Regions from separate parts of the Homo sapiens genome. Here region 2 is linked to region 1. A link is an interaction called in ENCODE POLR2A ChIA-PET data of the cell type or tissue named here. Cell type or tissue: PC-3. All regions are shown on one strand. Region 1 overlaps RNF169 (ring finger protein 169). Region 2 overlaps LOC105369386 (a long non-coding RNA gene).

What was found. ChIA-PET counts read pairs that join two places held together with the same protein. Peaks named below come from ENCODE experiments on the same cell type or tissue, not always from the same donor. Only the 100,000 strongest peaks of a DNase experiment are listed, where the experiment ranks them.
Region 2: POLR2A ChIA-PET joins it to region 1 with 5 read pairs; 2 of 35 experiments call an interaction of 5 or more read pairs at or near these places.

What each region holds. Positions count from the first base shown.
Region 1 is chr11:74,781,166-74,786,165 of GRCh38, reverse strand. All of the region lies in intron 1 of RNF169 (ring finger protein 169), which reads right to left. Among named protein-coding and RNA genes, the nearest start is that of RNF169, 35 kb to the right of the region's middle. In PC-3, no CTCF peak of the experiment used is centred here; a DNase peak (open chromatin) is centred at 2,535; H3K4me3 peaks cover 395 bases; H3K27ac peaks cover 542 bases.
Region 2 is chr11:74,578,250-74,583,249 of GRCh38, reverse strand. LOC105369386 (a long non-coding RNA gene) reads right to left here. Exons shown (of 3, transcript XR_950302.3): 3 at 4,870-5,000. Among named protein-coding and RNA genes, the nearest start is that of POLD3, 12 kb to the left of the region's middle. RefSeq lists an enhancer at 1,681-1,730. In PC-3, no CTCF peak of the experiment used is centred here; no DNase peak of the experiment used is centred here.

The sequences.
Region 1 (5,000 bases):
AGATCAAGACCATCCTGGCTAACATGGTGAAACCCCGTCTCTCCTAAAAATACAAAAATTAGCCAGGTGTGGTGACAGGTGCCTGTAGTCCCAGCTACTTGGGAGGCTGAGACAGGAGAATGGTGTGAACCTGGGAGGCAGAGCTTGCAGTGAGCTGAGATCGTGCCACTGCACTCCAGCCTGGGGACAGAACAAGACTCTGTCTCAAAAAAAAAAAAAAAAAAGAAAAGAAAACAAAGATAATGTTCCAACTACTTTGATACATATATTACATGAAAAGTTAAATTCACTTTGGGATATTAAGAAATCTCAAAGTTCATATAAGACCAAGGAGGAACTCAGCATAATGACTGAAATCTTACTATGCCTCTGGCTTGTTTGACTGCAAAAGGTGATGTGCAGGGGTAGAGGTAGGGTACTAATTTACAGTCACCAAAATTAGTACTGATATTAATCAGTTTAGTTGGATTAAGATGAACAATGTTTAATGCTTTAAGGATCATTTTTTGCCCCAACAGGACTGTGCTATATTAAATGACACCGTGCCCAAAAGCTCAAAAATTACATAGAAAGTAAAGTACTTCTTGAATACTAAAACAGTTAAGCATAAAAGGTTGTGAATTGGTCCAAAGTGATATTAACTTAAACATTTAATCCTACGTTCTATCTTAGCTGTACCCTCTAAAAATGCTAAGAAGGAAAAAAAAAATCCTCACTTTTTTTTTGTGGGCTTGCAAAAAGAACGTAACATTAGGTTCAGATACCTGCTCTGTCAATTAAGCGAGAGTATTTAGAAATGTCAAAACTTGAATGATGGAGCCTTGGGAAATTTTATATATAATATATATAACATATATATATATCTCTAATATATATAACATATATATATCTAATATATATAACATATATATCTAACATATATAACATATATATAATATATATAACATATATATATCATATATATATATCATATATATATCATATATATATATCATATATATATATATAAAAATACATGTTGAAGCTTCTCTTTGCCTTAGTCTTCCTGTCTATCAAATGGGGATCAAAATACCGGCCAAGCTACCTCATAGGAATGCGGAAGAGCACAATTAAAAGTAACAGTAGTAGTAACCAATGAAGAATCCCCATAATAAATAAGTAAAAACAGCTAACGTTTAATGAAAAGCACACTCTATGCTAAATGTTGCATGCATGCATATGCACAAGTGCACACATGTACACGTACACATACACAGCAAAGAGTTGACACAGCAGGCCTGTCTATCCTTTTCTTTCTTTCTAACACATCAGTGGGAGAAGATGTCTATCCTTAAAAAGGCCTGCTTCCAAGGCTTGCCCTTGGCTGGTGCCTAGAAACTTGGATGTTAGGAGGGTTCCCACCCTCCTTAACTGATGAGTTGTTCACTGTACCTAAACTACAGAAACAATATAATTATGCCAAACATCTGCTTTCCTGCGGGGAATCTGAAATTCTAGCACATGCTAGGTAGAGGGTGCCTATGTGATCAGCTAATATAAACCCCAATCACTAAGTCTCTAACGAGTTTCCCTGGTTGAGAACATTTCATACGTTGTCACAACTCCTCGCTAGGGTATTAAGCACACCTTGTGTGCCTCCACTGAGAGAGGACTTCAGAAGCTTGTGATGGGTTTTCCCCAGACTTTGTCCCACACACCTTCTCCCTCTACTGATTTTGCTCGGTGTCTTTTCACTGTAATAAATCACAGCACAGAATACAACTACGTATTGAGTCCTTTAAGTCCCCCTAGCAAATCAGTGAACCTGTGGGTGGTCTTGGAGACCTCCCAACACACACATACAACACATGTCATGAACTGAAAATCTCTTTAGATCATAGTTTCAATCTCAGAAATGAAGGCAACACATCAGATAACTTCTAAAGTTAGTGATTCAGTAACAATACTTTGATTTCACTTTTATTTCCTACTCAATATGTTTCTCTAAATTTTTTAAATCTCCATTAAAGTATAATATTATAGGTAAAATGCTATTAGGATTTCAAACTTAATATTAAGAGTATGTATAACATCAAAATAATTTATTTGAAGCCTTGTGAAATGTGGTGTTTCAATCTACCTGGACTATTATGAGAAAGGAACCAGGAAAAGGCCAGAAAAATGAAGATCTCCCCCTTTTAAATCAAAGTCTCATAACATCTCTTAAAGATGAATGGAGAACATGTATGCATTCAACAGTATCAATTATGCCAAGACAGTTATTATGAACCTTTCAGTTTCCCAGATTTTTAATAAAGAACAATCACATACAATAAAACAATTGTTACTGCTGATGTGAGACTTTACTTTTCTTAATTTTCTCTTTACTTCCCTTTCCTTCCTGGGGTCACATGTCAGCTTCCTCCACCCGAAAAGAGGAAATTGTGGGTGAAATGAAAGCAATACTACCCCACCACAAAGCAGAGCAACAAGATGTCAAGTCAGAACCAGGAAAGGCAACATCATCTTCCTCAGTCCAGAGGAGTTAGTCACAAAGCTACCAATCCTTCTACCAGCTTTTACAGGGATTTTTAAGTGTTTAGTAGCACTGAAGCAATAACTCACCCTTCCTTCACCTCACAGAACAGAAATGCTGGAAACTACTTCAGGTGTCACTGAGATACTGAATATCTTAGCATTCATAAATGAATCTAATGGTTGAAGTACTTTCTTAATGCCTATCCTTTGACTATTACTATACTTAACAGGAAGAGCAACGCTCTAAGGATATGATGCCTTAAGAATGACATGCACCTGTGGCCAGTGACCTAAAATGAATCTTATGTGAATTACAGGAACAGCTATAGTTCCCTGAAGATCCTTCCTGAAAAAGGATTTTCTCTCAGCCAGAGTGATTGCTTATTAATAAAGGCAAAAAAAAAAACAAAACAAACTACAAGATAGGCATGTTGCTAATTGCATTAAACCATCAGGAATGAAGTGTCATTGCCAAAGCATCCACACTCAATGCAAAATTTAAAAAAGAACCTCACTCAACTGTGATGGGAAGATGCTATCCCAAAAACTCAAATCCAAAGGAAAGCATCCCTTGGTACCTGAGTATGCGTGAGTTTTTACCCCTGTACATTCATTTTCTATGAGTGCAGCAGAATGAAAAAGAATTTTGGACTTACTGAGTCCCAAGACCAAGACACTCATTTGAATAGTCCCACTTACTAGCTATTTGTCTTTGAACAAATTAAAAAAAAAAAAAAAAAACCTCTTTGCACATGAATTTCCTCATGTGTAACTTGGTAATAATACAACCATATATCAGAACTATAGACAAGATTAAATTAATGATGAATTCAAAAGCTTGTAAACTGCTGTTTGCCAAATTATTTAGCACTACACAAATATATAGTTATATATAATATAGTTATACTAATATGTTATAAAATGGTTAACTGAGGACTAATGTGTTTTCTTTAAATACACAGAGACAATTTTCTGTAATCAGAAGAGTTGATGCTATACCACTTATATTTCAACATGCCATAAGGGGCCATCCATATCAGTGGTCCCCAGCCTTTCTGGCACAAGGGACCAGTTTTCTGGAAGACAGTTTTTCCACTGACTGGTGTAGGGGTTGCGGGGGGAGCAGATGGTTGAGATGAAACTGTTCCACCTCAGATCATCAGGTATTAGCTTGTCATAGGACAGCACAGCCTACCTAGATCCCTTGCATGCACAGTTCACAATAGGGTTCATGCTCCTATGAGAATCTAATGCTGCCACTCATTTGCTGTGTGGCCGTGTTCCTAATAGGCCATGGACTGGTACCAGTCCGCAGCCCAGGGGTTGGGGACCCCGATCTATATGACGTGGATCTGCCTACCTCTTCATCTTCATACCACTTCATGCCCTGCCTATTTTACATTCCATCAACAACTATGATTCTTGCCCTAAACCATGCTATTTCTGCCTCTATGCCTCTGCCTGAAATGCCCTCACTTTCCACACTTAACTCTCCACCAGCCGCTTCATAGGAAGCTAAAAACAACTCATCCTTAAAACTCAGTTTAAATTTGTACAAAGCGTAAGATAATAAAACAAAGCCAAAAGATGAACTTGGAAAAAGTACTTGCCACACATATAATAAAAGGCTAATTTCCATCTCTACCACCACCAGTAGCATCATTACAGTGGTTGGCAGTTATGTAGCATGCCAGGCCCACTTCTATGCCCTGAATATTAACTAACTCAACTTCATAATGACTCTATGGGAAGGTGCTATGGTTATCCACATTTTACAGATGAGGAAACTGAGGTACACAGAGTTTCATTTGCTAAGGCTACCACTGCTGTAAGTGAAAGAGCTATGATTTAACACAAGCAATCTAGATCCAGGGTCTGCCTGTGCACTTACCCACTATGCCTTATATATATGTATGAGCCTAACAACCCCATACAACAATGGATAAAGGACATGCATAGGCAGTTCATAGTATAGAAAAATAAAAACTAAGAACAAAACACTTTTGTATCAAGTTGGTAAAGAACAAAAAGTTTCATAAGACCAGAGTTAGCAAAGCTATGCTTTATCTTAAAGATATATATGTGTACAAATATATACATACAAGAATGTTCACTGCTGATTACTCGCCATACTAAAGACTGGGAACAACCTAAATGTCCTTCAAATAAAGATTGATTAACTAATTAGATGATGGGGACACACATGGATCTATTTCTGTACTGTCTGGTTTTATTCCTCTTCTGGTCTCTGGGTTTATCTGTAGTTTTTGTTAGAATGTCATTCATTGTGTATGAAAAACTATAAAGGCCCTGGGTGATGTTATATTCCTACAGAGGATCCACCATCTTCTCTGATAGGCAGTTAGAATGAGGGGGCAGATCACTTCACAATCCAAACATGACATGAGCTGACTCAAAGACGGCTGCAGTATAAAGCTTCTACAGCTCATTCTCCCCTAGTTTGTAGCCCTCCAAGGATCCAA
Region 2 (5,000 bases), 200 kb after region 1:
GGCAGCTCACCTAGCCCAAAGATCAGAGGAAATCAGGGAAAGACTTTGGACCTGGATACCAGGGATATATACCACGTAATCCTTCCTTTCATTTGGTGCAATATATAAGAAATGAAATCAGAGTGCTGTCTTTTTTTTTGCCAGGCTGGAGTACAGTGGTGCAATCTTGGGTCACTGCAACCTCTACCTCCTGGGTTCAAGCAATTCTCATAACTCAACCTCCTGAGTAGCTGGAACAACAAGTGTGTACCACCACGCCTGGATAATTTTTGTATTTTTGGTAGAGACAGGGTTTCACCATGTTGGCCAGGCTTGTCTCAAACTCCCGGCCTCAAGTGATCCACCCACCTTGTCCTCCCAGAGTTCTGGGATTACAGGCGTAAACCACCACACGTGGCCAGAGTGCTGTCTTTGTTACAACTTTTAACAATACATCACAAGCCTGTATTTCTTCTTTTTCAAAAAGTTGTTTAGGCCAGGCATGGTGGCTCATGCCTGTAATCCCAACACTTTGGGAGGCTGAGGTGGGAGGATCGCATGAGTCCAGGAGTTTGAGACCAGCCTAGGCAACACAGGGCAACCCCATCTCTACAAAAAAAGAAAAAGAAAAAAATAGCCAGGTGTGGTGGCTTGTGCCTGTAGTCCTAGCTACTCGGGAGGCTGAGGCAGGAGGATCACTTGAGCCCAGGACGTCAAGGCTGCAGTGAGCTATGATCATGCCACTGCACTCCAGCTTGGGTGACAAAGCAAGACCCCATCTCAAAAATAAAAGCATTTTTTAAAGTTGTCATAAACTTTTATGAGAACATGTGTATCTTACATAGACTGTCTTGTGGAATGTATAGCTACCCAGGCCAGGCCAGGCCAGGACACATCACGCTCATGACAGCTGGTGACGTAGGAGCTCAAGGACAGTGAGATAAGCCTGCAGGTGCTTGTTCTAAAACACCTTATCAGTGCTATAAAAATCAATGTAAAGTCCCTCAGTTACCAAAACTAAGTGGGTGAGCCAAGAGGACACTGTGATACTGGTTTTCCTGTTCTATACCTATACCACCCCGTCATGCTCCCAGCCACACTCACATCCCAGCCTGTTTATTCCTCAGCTCGCTCACCAGAGGTTCACATCTCTACCTTTGCTGCCTCAGACATTCAGAAAAAGAGCAGGAGGACCTTCCATCCCCACCTTGCATATGCTTTGTATAAATTTTTTCCTTTCTCCCTTCCCTTGGGGGCTGGGAGAGTGCTTGGAGTAGTGATGCTAAAAGTGAAGATAACTGGAAACTGGCTATGGGCAATTTTGTCTTAAGCACATCATTTCTGAATTTTTTGTTTTTTTGTTTGTTGTGAAACAGAGTCTCCCTCTGTCACCCAGGCTGGAGTGCAGTGTCGTGATCTTGGCTCACTGCAACCTCCGCCTCCTGGGTTCAAGCAATTATCCTGCCTCAGCCTCCCGAGTAGCTGGGATTACAGGCGCCCGCCACTATGCCGGGCTAATTTTTGTATTTTTAGTAGAGCTGGTGTTTCACCATATTGGCCAGGCTGGTCTCGAACTCCTGACCTGGTGATCGCCCACCTTGGCCTCCCAAAGTGCTAGGATTATAGGCGTGAGCCACCGCACCTGGCCTCTGAATTCTTACAATGTGTGTCAGGTGGGGTTGGCATTCAGGGCTAGAAAGAAGCATATGATCATTTTTTCAGAGAACATTGGTTTCTGCCCCCAAACACTGCTGGTCAGGGAGGCTTCCTGAGGAGCTGTCACATGGTCTCAGCTTTCATGTCAGGTAAAGAAGGGCAAGGGCTGTTCCAGACACAGTCTGGATGGAGTGAGCTGCTCTCTTTGCCTCATTGTCTTTTGACCTAATTGCTTCTTTCTGTATGACTGCTCTGTTTTCTTCTCTGCTTAACCACAGTTTTTGTTTCCTCATAATTTTAGTGTAAACACAGCCATTGTTGCCATGGCTCATCTCAACTACCACTTCCAGCTTTTGGCCCATGACTAACTACAGATTTTCTCAACAGTTCCCCATTTTGTAATTCCTAAATGGTCCAGTCCAATTTGCTCAACTTATTTCAGTTTTAGGTTTTTTTAAAATTTCAGATTATCAAAATTTTTTCAGGATACTAAGCAGCCCGTGGACAGGTCCTCTTGGACAAGTGCTCATTCATTCATTCCTCACTTGTTCACTGAGTTTCTTCTTAGACTTCACTATATATATGAGATACAATAGTATACAAGAGACATATGGCCCAGGTTGGAGACAGATAAGTTAACAAACAGTTAAAAGACCATGTTGGCCAGATGCGGTGGCTTATGCCTGTAATCCCAGCACTTTGGGAAGCCGAGGCAAGTGGATCACCTGAGGTCAGGAGTTCAAGATCAGCCTGAGCAACATGGTGAAACCCCTCTCTACTAAAAATACAAAAATTAGGCTGGGAGCAGTGGCTCACGCCTGCAATCTCAGCACTTTGGGAGGCTGAGGCAAGTAGATCACGAAGTCAGGAGTTCGAGACCATCCTGGCCAACATGGTGAAAACGCGTCTCTAGTAAAAATACAAAAATTAGCTGGGTGTGGTGGCGGGCGCCTGTAATCCCAGCTATTCGGGAGGCTGAGGCAGGAGAATTGCTTGAACCGGGAGGCGGAGGTTGCAGTGAACCGAGATTGCGCCATTGCACTACATCCTGGGCAACAGGGCAAGACTCCGTCTCAAAAACAAACAAACAAACAAACAAAAAAACAAATATTAGCTGAGTGTGGCGGTGGGCACCTATAATCCCAACTACTCGGGAGGCTGAGGCAGGAGAATTGCTTGAACCCAGGAGGCGGAGGTTACAGTGAGCCGAGATCATGCCACTTCACTCCAGCCTGGGCTAAAGAGCGAGACTCCATCGCAGGAAAAAAAAAAAAAAGGAATGCATTGAATTTGGTCTCCGTCAGCTAGAAGAGTGACAGGCACAAAAGCCAGAGTTCAGTAATTTAAGGAATGAAGAGTGAGAAGAACTGAAGATAGAAGGTGAGGACAACTCTGGCCAATTAAATACATGGAAATGGAGAGGTGGAAGGAGTTGAGGATGGTCGTGAGCTTCATAGCATGTCTGTCTAAGCCACAGGGCTAGGAGGTGGTGGTGGACGTTTGTGTTAGGAAAAGGCATGCCAGGCATTGTGGGGTCTGCTCCGTCTAGAGTGTTGTCAGTCAGGGAGGCCTGACTGGAGGAACTGAAGGCTGGAATCTGCAGGAGGGGACATGGAATTCTTCAAAGGCCTTTTCATCCCTGGTTCCCAGCACCCTGCTTGGCTAAAACTGGAATGGACAGGCCCTTAGCAAATATTTATTGGCTGGAAACTGAATGCCTGGTGAATAGATGGATGGGTGGATGAAATTGAATTAAATATTGTTCTGCTCTATAGTCCTTTTTGTTGAGTTACAGAATATTGTTTGTGGAAGGTGTTGTCTACTTTTCCTTGCACCACTGCAATGACTATTGTCTGTTATCAAGTGAGCATTATAGATAAGCTAATGGGGAAATCCAGCTTCCTTCAAAGACCCAATGATCAGAAATGAGGACAGAGAGGCAACGAGCCCAGGTCCTAAACAGGCTTGAGGGCTGCAAAGAGCCCTGCTGCTAGACCCCACAGGGAGGCTTCACGTGTTCCTACGTACAACCTTGACACACAGTACTTTAGTAAACATTCCATATGTTTGGGGTTGACCAATTTAAAGTATCTTACCTTTCAATATTTTCTTCTTAAGGCAAAATCAGATAGTGGACTTCCCCAACTAACTTCCCTCATTTTCCCTTGCTCTATGATGCCTCCACCACCCCTCTGCTGTCCCTGTACCTGCCCTATTTCAGGCCCTCCTATCATCAGTCTTTTCTTTTTAAGTTGTTTTTCTACTAATAAAGGAAATGCCTGCTCGTCCTCATCTTTTCTAGCTTCATCTCTCCTCCAATCCGCCCTCCCTGGCCCTGGTTCATCTTTAACACAAGTTCTAGGATGATGTTTCTTTTCTTTTCTTTTTTTTTTTTTTTTTTTGAGACAGATTCTCGCTCTGTCGCCAGGCTGGAGTGCAGTGGTGCGATCTCGGCTCACTGCAACCTCTGCCTCCTGGGTTCAAGCGATTCTCCTGCCTAAGCCTCCCGATTAGCTGGGGCTACAGGTGCCCACAACCACACCCAGCTAATTTTTATATTTTTAATAGAGACGGAGTTTCACCATGTGGGCCAAGATGGTTTCGATCTCTTGACCTCATGATCCACCTGCCTCGGCCTCCCAAAGTGCTGGGATTACAGGTGTGAGCCACTGCACCTGGCCAGGATGATGTTTCTGAAACACAGATCTGATGATGTTACTCCCTGCTTAAAACCCTTTGGTGGTTCTCTGTTGATTTTAGAATAAAGTCTCTCTCTCTCTCTCTCCTTCCTTCCTTCCTTCCTTCCTTCATTCATTCCTTCCTTCATTCCTTCCCTCCCTCCCTCCCTCCCTCCCTGCCTCCCTCCCTCCTTCCCTCCTTCCTTCCTTAATGGAGTCTCACTCTGTCACCCAGGCTGGACTGCAGTGGCACGATCTCAACTCACTGCAACCTCCACCTCCCAGGTTCAAGGGAGTCTCCTCCCTCAGCCTTCTGAGTAGCTGGGACTATAGGTGCATGACACCATGCCTGGCTAATTTTTTTTGTATTTTTAGTAGAGATAGGGTTTCATCGTGTGGGTCAGGCTGGTCTCAAACTCCTGACCTCAAATGATCTGCCCACTTCAGCCTCCCAAAGTGCTGGGATTACAGGTGTGAGCCACCGTGTCCGGCAAGTCTCAGTTTCTTAGTAGAGAAGACGGGAGCGTTCAAGGCTCTTCAGGGTCTGGTCCTTCTTCCACCTTCCTCTTCAGCAATGTCAAACTGCAGTAGCGCCAGCATCATCCAACAGCACACACCTGCTATCACAGCCACATGTCTTCGCTTCCTGCTTCTGCTGCAGCCTGAAATACTGCCCTTGACTCTGCT